Regions from separate parts of the Mus musculus genome. Here region 2 is linked to region 1. Evidence: chromatin loops called from intact Hi-C (ENCODE). Cell type or tissue: left cerebral cortex. All regions are shown on one strand. Each heading gives the region's core, and the rest is flanking DNA. Links, peaks and the distances in the headings are about the cores only.

Evidence for each region. Hi-C counts contacts between places; a loop is a spot of excess contacts. Peaks named below come from ENCODE experiments on the same cell type or tissue, not always from the same donor. Only the 100,000 strongest peaks of a DNase experiment are listed, where the experiment ranks them.
Region 2: a loop joins it to region 1, with 5 times the contacts of the local background. A loop is called at or near these places in 1 of 42 quality-filtered maps.

The regions. Positions count from the first base shown.
Region 1 is chr1:119,452,000-119,456,389 of GRCm38, reverse strand. It overlaps Gm46145 (a long non-coding RNA gene), which reads right to left and starts at 2,506. Exons shown (of 2, transcript XR_001779350.1): 1 at 2,246-2,506; 2 at 1,873-2,118. In left cerebral cortex, for the core only: no CTCF peak of the experiment used is centred there; DNase peaks (open chromatin) are centred at 527, 2,125 and 2,345.
Region 2 is chr1:119,377,733-119,382,122 of GRCm38, reverse strand. No RefSeq gene overlaps it. Among named protein-coding and RNA genes, the nearest start is that of Inhbb, 42 kb to the left of the region's middle. In left cerebral cortex, for the core only: no CTCF peak of the experiment used is centred there; DNase peaks (open chromatin) are centred at 1,309 and 1,952.

The DNA of each region.
Region 1 (4,390 bases), core at 169-4,168:
ACACACACACGCACACACACACACACAAGCTAGTGAAACACCATCCATTCCCTCCTCTGCCCTTCTGCAATGGACTCCCATGTGTTAGACTGAGGGTGTCATGGGTTAGACTGAGAGTGTCCTCCCCTCCAGAAGAGATGTCATAGAGGCCACATTCTTCCCTTGGCCTGGCCCCTGGCTGCTAGTCACTGACAGGTGCCTTTCTTGCCATCTCTCAAGGGTGTTCTATTTCCATGGCTGCAGCTATAAGTCACCGACTTCCACTCAACCAGGCCAGGACGACCGAGGGCTCAGGGAGCACGTGCACAAGCCAGGGGCCACTAGGCTGGCAAGCTAGTCTAGCTAAGCCAGGACAGTGAGAGATCTCATATCGAGAGAGAGAGAGAGAGAGAGAGAGAGAGAGAGAGAGAGAGAGAGAGAGAGATGCAGGTAGGGAGCTGGTTAAAATGCCCTTAGCACAAGCAAACACGAAGAAAAGACTCTCTGGCAACTGGGCCAGCTAACTTGGTGTGGGCAGCAGAGAACAAAAAGAAATCTTGTCTTGAGCTAGGCATGGTGGTGCCTTTAATCCCAGCACTCAGGAGGCAGAGGCAAGTGGATCTCTGTGAGCTTGAGACTAGCCTGGTCTGCTAAAGACACCCTGTCTCAGAAAACAAAACAAAACAAACACACACACACACACACACACACACACACACACACACACACACACACACACACAAACAAACAAAAACCCTGAAAACAAAAAGAAAAAAATCCTGTCTCAAACAAAGTACCAGGAGGGAAGGACACTCAAGGTTTTCCTCTGGTTTCCATACACATTTTATGGTACATGTACACACATACACATGCATGCATGCACACACATGTGTGCACACACACATGCACTGTAAATCTGTCTTACCATCCCCACTCTAATTAGCTACTCTCTCCATATTCATTCAGGACTTGCCTTTAAGAAACTTCTTGAACCATGCCTACCTAGCCGGGCATGTCCATCGTCCTCGATTAAGATGGATCTTAAAATCTGGCAGGAGTCAGGTTGTGGGGGAGCATAGCTGTGGCCTAGGATTTGGGAGGCTGAGGTAGAGTATATAGGTCATTTTCAGTTATATATTGAATTCAAGGCCAGCCTAGGCAATGTGATATGCTGTCTCAAAGACAGACAAACAAAAAACCAGCCTGGTCCATAGTCACCATTTCTCTACCTGAGTGCTGCAATAATCCCCACTTACCATCCCAGGCCTGACAACCTGATTGGTGGCCACTGAGGGAAGGGTCCTTCCTTGTCCCATTACTTGCCCCATCTTCCCCACGTACCCTGACAAGGGAGACAACATTTCTTCTGCTTCCTCTGTGGGGTCGAAGCTGACCTGTGATGACCCTTGGAAAAACAGATAGCATTTCATCACAGGTATAAATGGGACCACTTACTAAATATCCTCTTGGTGTCGGGAGCAACAGCAGTGCATCTCTTTCTTGTATTCTTTGTGCTAGTAGACAGTGAGAAATGCAAGCTATATAATAAGTGGTTTGCTGAAGGCAAGGGTGGAGCCCAGGCCCCCTTCTTACAGATGCCCTGATGTGGCTCACCCTTGCAGCACATTTGCTATTGGCAGAAGCCAAGATATTCTGAGAAGCTCTCATGCTTTGGCTCTAAGACTATCGAGACAGCGGACCTGGGGAGATTAGAATTCCCCAGGAGTCTCAGGCTGGGAGAAGAAAAAGGCTGGTGTCCTGGTACCAACCAGAGAAGAAACTTAGCTCACAGGGTTCTGACAGTTCACCCGATGGTCTTGATGGACAGAGTGGAGTCTGGACAGTGATGGGTCAGTGATGGGTGGGACCACACCTTGACCAGGCCTGCTAAGCTATGTACACCTCTTGCTCTTTATTTACACTGAAAGGACCCTGAAGTAACTTGGAGGATTGCTGGACCTCCGTCCTCTTCCCACAGAGAATAAACCGAACCTCCTGTCTCTGCTTTCCACTATTGCTTGACTCTTCAGTTGGTCTTACTGAAGACGGAAGACCAAACTTGGCTTGTTAAGGCTGCAGAAACCCAGGCTCTGACTCCAACAGCTCTGGCAATGCATTCTGCATGGGGGTGCAGACTTCCTGGGGAACAGAAAAAGCAACTGTGAGCAGGCGACCCTCCCACGGGGTGTGGTGGGGGCAGATACCTTATATTGGGTGAGAGACAGGGATAGGTAGTTATGGAGGTTTGGTGACTAGGTGTGAGCACCTGTTCAGGGTTTCGTGGGACTCCTGAGCAGCTCAGGAGCTGGGTTGAGGGGATCAGAAGACATAGGCCTCGCTCCCTGCTATTCCTCTAACTTCACTGACTGGGCAGCCTCAGAAGCCATGGGCCTCATGCCAAGCCCTGTTCTTGGCACACGCCCTCCACCCTAGCCTGAGGCTTCTTATTATTGTGCTCAAAGCAGCTGAGAAGACAGAGGAGATGGGAAACGGTTCTCAAACACATGGGAAGGGTGTGTAGAAACAGAACCTTGAAACAAAGGCCTATTGATGGGCTTGTTTGTGATGCAAGTTTGGGGGAGGGACACAAGCAGGTATGGGTGTGCTGGGGTTTTTTTTTTTTTTTTTTTGGTATGTGTATGTGAGTGTGTGTGTGTGGTATATACGTGTGTGTGTGTGTGTGTGTGTGTGTGTGTGTGTGTGTGTGTGTGTGTGTGTGTGTGATTGTGTCAGTGTGCAGATGTGGAGACCAGGGGAGGGTACTGGATATCTATCACACCCTGCCTCATTCCTTTGAGACAGGATATCTCCTAGACCCTGGAGTTAGGCTGGCATACCCCTGTAAAAATGGGGTTGCAGGTGTACACATGGGCTGCCGTGCTCTGCTTTTTCTCTAGGGGCTGAGATTTGAACTCTGGTTCTTGTGGTTTTGAAGCGAATGTTCCTACTCACTAGGCATTCCTCCCTCCATCTCCAGGATTAGCTGTTTTGTAGGGAATAGGGGGCCAGACTAAGGCCAAACCTTTACTTTGGAGGACCCTTCCAGACCAGAGCCCAGCCACTGTTCCCCAGCCACATAGCCATGGAGCTTGGTGCTTTGGCACAGACTTCTGAGTCCTTTGGAGCCCTTCAGATGGCAACTGCCATGCTTAACTGTCTTCTGCTCCTTTGGCAGGTGTCGGAGTACTGGGGATAGAGAGCATGAGAGATTAGCTCATAGTAGGTCACACAGTAGGAGGATCAGACAGCGAGAGAAAAGTGGCTTGGGGTTGGGGTGAAGCCCCATGGGTAAGGTGCTGGCTGTGCGAGCATGAGGACTGCTTCAGACGCCCCAGCACCTGTGTAAAAGTGGGGCGTGATAGCACACACCTATAATCTTGGTATTGGAGGACTAGAGATAGGGAGGCTCTCTGGGCTCGCTAGCCACACAGCCTAATGAATGAATGAATGAATGAATGAATGAATGAATGGATTGAATTAATGACAGTTCCAGGTTCAGTGAGAGATCCTGTCTCAAAAAAAACAAAAACAAAAACAAAAACAAACAAACAAAAAAACCCAGTGTGAATGATAAAGATACCAGATATAAACCTCTGGCCAGTACATGCAAGTATACCCATGTGCACACTCAGATGGACATGGACACATACAACCCCCCCCCCCCCAACACACACGAACCAGGCACAAAACTCAACTCACCAGCTTAGACTTCCCACCGTTCTGGGTAAGGAGCCTTGCCTGGTATGTGATACACATGTGATCTATTTTTAATTCTTCAAATTTTTATTTTATAATTGTGTACGCATTTATCTCTGTGTGAATTTGTGCATGTGTGTACCGGTGTGTGGGGATGCCAGAAAGGGTACTGGGTCCTCTGAAGCTGAAATTGAAGGCTCTTGTGAGTTGCCTTACATATGGGCACTGAGAACTGAACTTGGGTCCTCCAGAAGAGCAGCAAGTGCTCTCAAACACTGAACCGTCTCTCCAGCCTCTCCTTAAAGAAAAACAGACCCAGAAAACTTTAAAAATTAAATTTTCTTATTCTCTCTCTTTCCTCTTTCTTCCTTCCTTCCTCCCTCCCTCCCTCCCTCCCTCCCTCCCTCCCTCCCTCCCTCCCTTCCTTCCTTCCTTCCTTCCTTCCTTTTCTCTTTGTGTGTGTGCACGTGAGCACACAAGCATGCTCGCCTGTTGGGCACACACATGCCATGGTGGGCATAGTGGACATCAAAAGACAGCTTGTGAGAGTTGGTTCTTTCCTTCTACCATGTATGTTCTGGGAAATGAACTCAGGCCATTGGGCTTGGCAGCAAGCATCTTTACCCCTCGAGCCACCCTGCCAGACCAGGACAGGTACTTCCCCCGAGCTGTCACCTCAGCAGGGCTTTAGACCTTCTCCTTGGGCCAGCCCAAC
Region 2 (4,390 bases), core at 298-4,297, 74 kb after region 1:
CCACTTTATTTTATTGATTTTTAAACATTTATTTGTTGGTTTGTTTTGTCAGGAGGAGGTGTGTGTGCATATGTGATCAAAGAGCAACTGGTGGGAACTGGTTCTCTTCATCTAACCTATAGGCCATAGGGATTGAATTGAGGTTGTCAGGCTTGGCAGCATGCACCTTACCCAACAAGCAACCTTTATTTATCGCAACAGGGTGGCTCCTTGAACTGAAGCTCACCAATTCCAATTAGCTCTTTGTCCTGGGGATTGGTGTCTCTGCCTTCCAATGCTGGGATTTCAAGTCGCTCCCAAGCCAAATGCTAGTCAGTTCAACATGCCCTTGATCAGGGCCCTTTCCACACTCACAGCCTAGTGAGTGTGTGTGTGTGTGTGTGTGTGTGTGTGTGTGTCTATGAGTGAAGGTGCTGGCAGAGTCCAGAAGAGGGCATCAGATCCTCTGGGGATGGAGTCACAGACAGTTGTAAGCTACCTAATTTCAGTACTGGGAATTTTACTTGGGTCCTCTGCAAGAGCAAATGTGTTCTCTCAACTGATGGACCTCTCTCCTTGCTAACTCTATTGACTCCCAAGTTATTGTCCTTTGTGAGTTTATTATGGCTGGGGGTTTACTGCTGGCCTTTGGCAGCACTCTGTGGAACCTCCTGAGCCCCTCCTGCATGTACCAGGCTCTCAGAATGCCCTTGAGAATTTTTCTGGGCACAGCAGTGGCCAACTCCCAGCATAGAGCCAGATCTAGGCTGATATTCAGTGAAAGACAGGAAGCTGTATTTATGGGAGGGAATATATGAGGATTGGCACGGGCAATGGTTATTGCTGACAGCTTGAAAGAATCCATAGTTACCTGGAGGACAAGCCTTTGGTTATGCCTGTGAGGGACAGTCTTGATGTATTAGCTGATGTGGGACGGTTCTCTGCTCATCTTCACTGTAGGCAGTCCCATTCACTGTATCCTGGACTGGATACAGAGGAGAGACTGAGCTATATGCTAACATTCATTCATCACTCTCTGCTTCTGGATTGTAGATGGAAAGTAGATAGCTGGTTCAGGCCCCTTCCACCCTAACCTTCCCACCGTGATGGAAGGCACCGTGACTTGGAAGCTAAAATAAACCCTTTCTCCTATAATTTGCTTTTGTCAGAGTATTTTCTCACGGCAGTGAGAGAGTACTAAGACAGCACAGTTTGTAATGGGGACTCCACTCATCTTGCATGAGAGCTGCTGATGGCTAATTCAAGCTTGAGTGTGAAAGGCTTACTGTCTGCCTCATCCCAGTGTGGGTGGGGGTGTGCAGAGTGGCACTTAACTCAGTAACGGGAGCCTGGGTGGAGCAGTGCCAGGCATCGAAATATCTCAGATCCTGTCAAGCCACACAAAAACCTCAGCCAGAGGCTTTCCAAGAGCAAGGGATGGTGGAAGGATCCCAGGGAATGAAGGCTGAGTGCTGCTCCTATAGGACCTGTTGGACCTCAAGCTTTTGCTTGTGGAATGGGCCGCATTTCAGTGGCTACTCTTTGGCTTGCTACGGGGATGAGATAACACAGAGAGACTTAGCATAACCCTTGGCACAGAGTGAGAAGATGCTATCAGTTAGTACCATTTGTTGGTTCATTCATTCATTCATTCATTCATGCATGCATATACGCTTGCATGCATTTATCCCAACAAGTATTTATCAATCATAGTAAATGAGGAACTATTGTGAACCAGGCCTCCAGTCTCTCAGTTACAGGTACCAGCTCAAGGGGCCTAGTGCTGAACCATGCAGTAGGATGGGACGCCCGGGTTGTGGAATGACTCCCTGCCTTGCAAAGCAACGCTAAAGGTAAGAACCATGGAGTTCATGGCTTGGCATGAAGTGGTACTCTTCTCCCTGCATTCCCCGGCAGCTGGTCAAGAGACAGATTTCCTGTGGGAGGCGGGAGCCCCATCTGTCAGGGGCCACAGGTCTCCTGAATACAGAGTAGATCAGTATGGTCAGAGTGGGGGTGGCTACGAGCTGGCGGGATAGAGGCAGATGCATGTAGCCACTTGCTGAGACTGACAGAGGGAGTAGTGCTATGTCCATGCAGTCTGCTGGACCTTTTCCAGAACCAGGACTGCTGGGGGCGGGGGGGGGGCATGGCTGCTTCTACCCCACCTTCTTCTGCATTCCGGCATTCCTACTCCAGAGTGGACCAGCTTCTATAGATTGGTTCACATCTCTGGTGCCCACCTCCCCATCCTTAACTCCATGTCCCTTCCTTCCCTCCCTCCATTGTCTTTTCTTTGACTCTTTCTCATGTAGCCCAGGATAGTCTGATTCACTATGTAGCTAAGAATGACCTCTGACTTCTCCATTTTACTTAGAATAAGCAGCCAAGAGCAAGCAAGGAAGCAAGATAACTCCTACAAAAAAAAAAAAAAAGGCACCCCCCCCCCACAAAACCCAAAGTGGGCAGCTTTGAACTTCTGATCTTACCTCTGCTTCTCTAGTACTGTAAGTGTATATGTTGGTCCAGCCATGTCCGATCTTTCTGCAGTGCTGGGGAGTTGAACTCAGGGCTTTGGGCTACATCTCCGGCCCTAGTATGCTTGCTCTGTGCAGCCCCCATATACTTCCTGGGTAGACTGCCCATGGCACCACTGTAGCCTTCTCTACCTCCTGTCCCACAGTAGCCAGCCCAGTTCTTAGCTAGGTCTGGCCAGCTTTTTTTTTTCACGAGTATTCCAGACACAGCCATAGGAGGGCCACCTGCCACCTGCTTTGCCTGTGTGAGGGCCTTCTCTGACCAGCGTAAAGCTTACCCAGCCTTTCCCTCCTAGTGGGGTGTGCAAGGAAGCGAGGAGCCTGACCCAGAGAGGTGCTTGCCATTGTTAGTTCTCAAGACACATAAAGCCCTCTGTTCACCCAGCACACGAGGATAGTGAGATAGGGACATTATCCTCACTGCCCTAGCAAATGGACATGACCTGGTTCTACCCTGGGAGGCTTGGAGTATACCAGGGGAGCCAAGGGACTCTTGACTAACAGTTGGATGCTAAGGGGCTGAGCAGCAGGTGGCCAGGAGGCCAGGCTGTCAAGCCTGACAGGTCTTCTCTGGGCTTCTTTATGAGCTTCACATTCCCCTAATGAGTATGGAAAACCTGCTGTCTTCTCCTTGTCCTCTAGGACAAGGGCCTAGTAGGTGCTGTCATGATAGGATCCCTTTGTGGGTATTACACAAAACAGGGATGTCTCAGACTCCTTGGCTCTCACGCCTGGCTTTCATGCTCCAGTGGGGACAGGGTCATTCCTTGCTATCCCATCCTCTAGGGGAGGCCATATCCCCCTAGACCCTGCTCTGATGTTTGTTCAGGCAGGTAGAGCCTCAGAACGCCTTGACTCCTACCTGGCTGGAGCTGTCCCTTGAGTCTGTTGGTCTCCACTTTTAATTGGATGTGTAAATCACATCCCGTTCAAGAGAGCTGTGGTCAGTTTCCCAGGACCTCAGGACATAGGCAACATTGCCTTGTGTAACAATACTATTCCAGCAGGTCATTCTCCAGTCACCGTGGATGTGCTTGCTGCAAACGATACTCTCACTTGATTGGCCACAGAAGTGGGAAGTGTCACTCTGGTGGAAATAGCTGGTCAGAGTGATGTTCTTTGCTTATTCACATATGCTTGCTGGTCACTTGTCCCAGGCATCCAAGACCACATACCTGAGGCTGGGGACAAACCTGCCCCTCTGGTCCCCTACGTAGCCAGAAAGCTGGCAAGACTATGGGGGCCCTATTAGGAAGCTGAGGACCTAGAGGGATTAGGGCAGTTAGGGAACAGAGATATAGTAGAGAGGAGACAGGATGCACCGGTTTTGGTTTCCTGCCCGTCATGAAGGGGGACCTGAAGTCCTCTGAATAGACAGACACTGTCTTCCCACCCTCCATTCTGCTGTGGTAAGAGACATTCTGAAGAGAGCAGCAACAAACGGCTCTTGCCTGCTTTCCCTGCTGCTCCTTGAGGCAGGGCTCACTGTGGGAGGGGGTATGACTCCACAGGGCTGTCTGTCTTCCTAGGTACAAACAGCAGATTCCTTCCAAGGTCTCACTGTATATTCTGGTTGTCTTGACCTAGAAGTCATTATATAGACCAGGCTGACCTTGAACTCACAGAGATCTGCCTTCCTCTGCCAGGAGGTTGGCCCTAACTCCTGCCTCCCTTCCTCCCTTTCTCCCTTCCTTTCTTCCTTCTTCCTTCCTATGTCACTTTATTTTTTAAAAAATTATTTATTCTATGTGTGTGAGTGTTTTACCTTCATATATGCTTGTGGAACACACATATTTGCCAGGTGCCTGTGGAGATCAGAAGAGGGTGTTCGATCCCCTGCAGCTGTGGTTATAGACTTTCATGAGCTGCAGTGT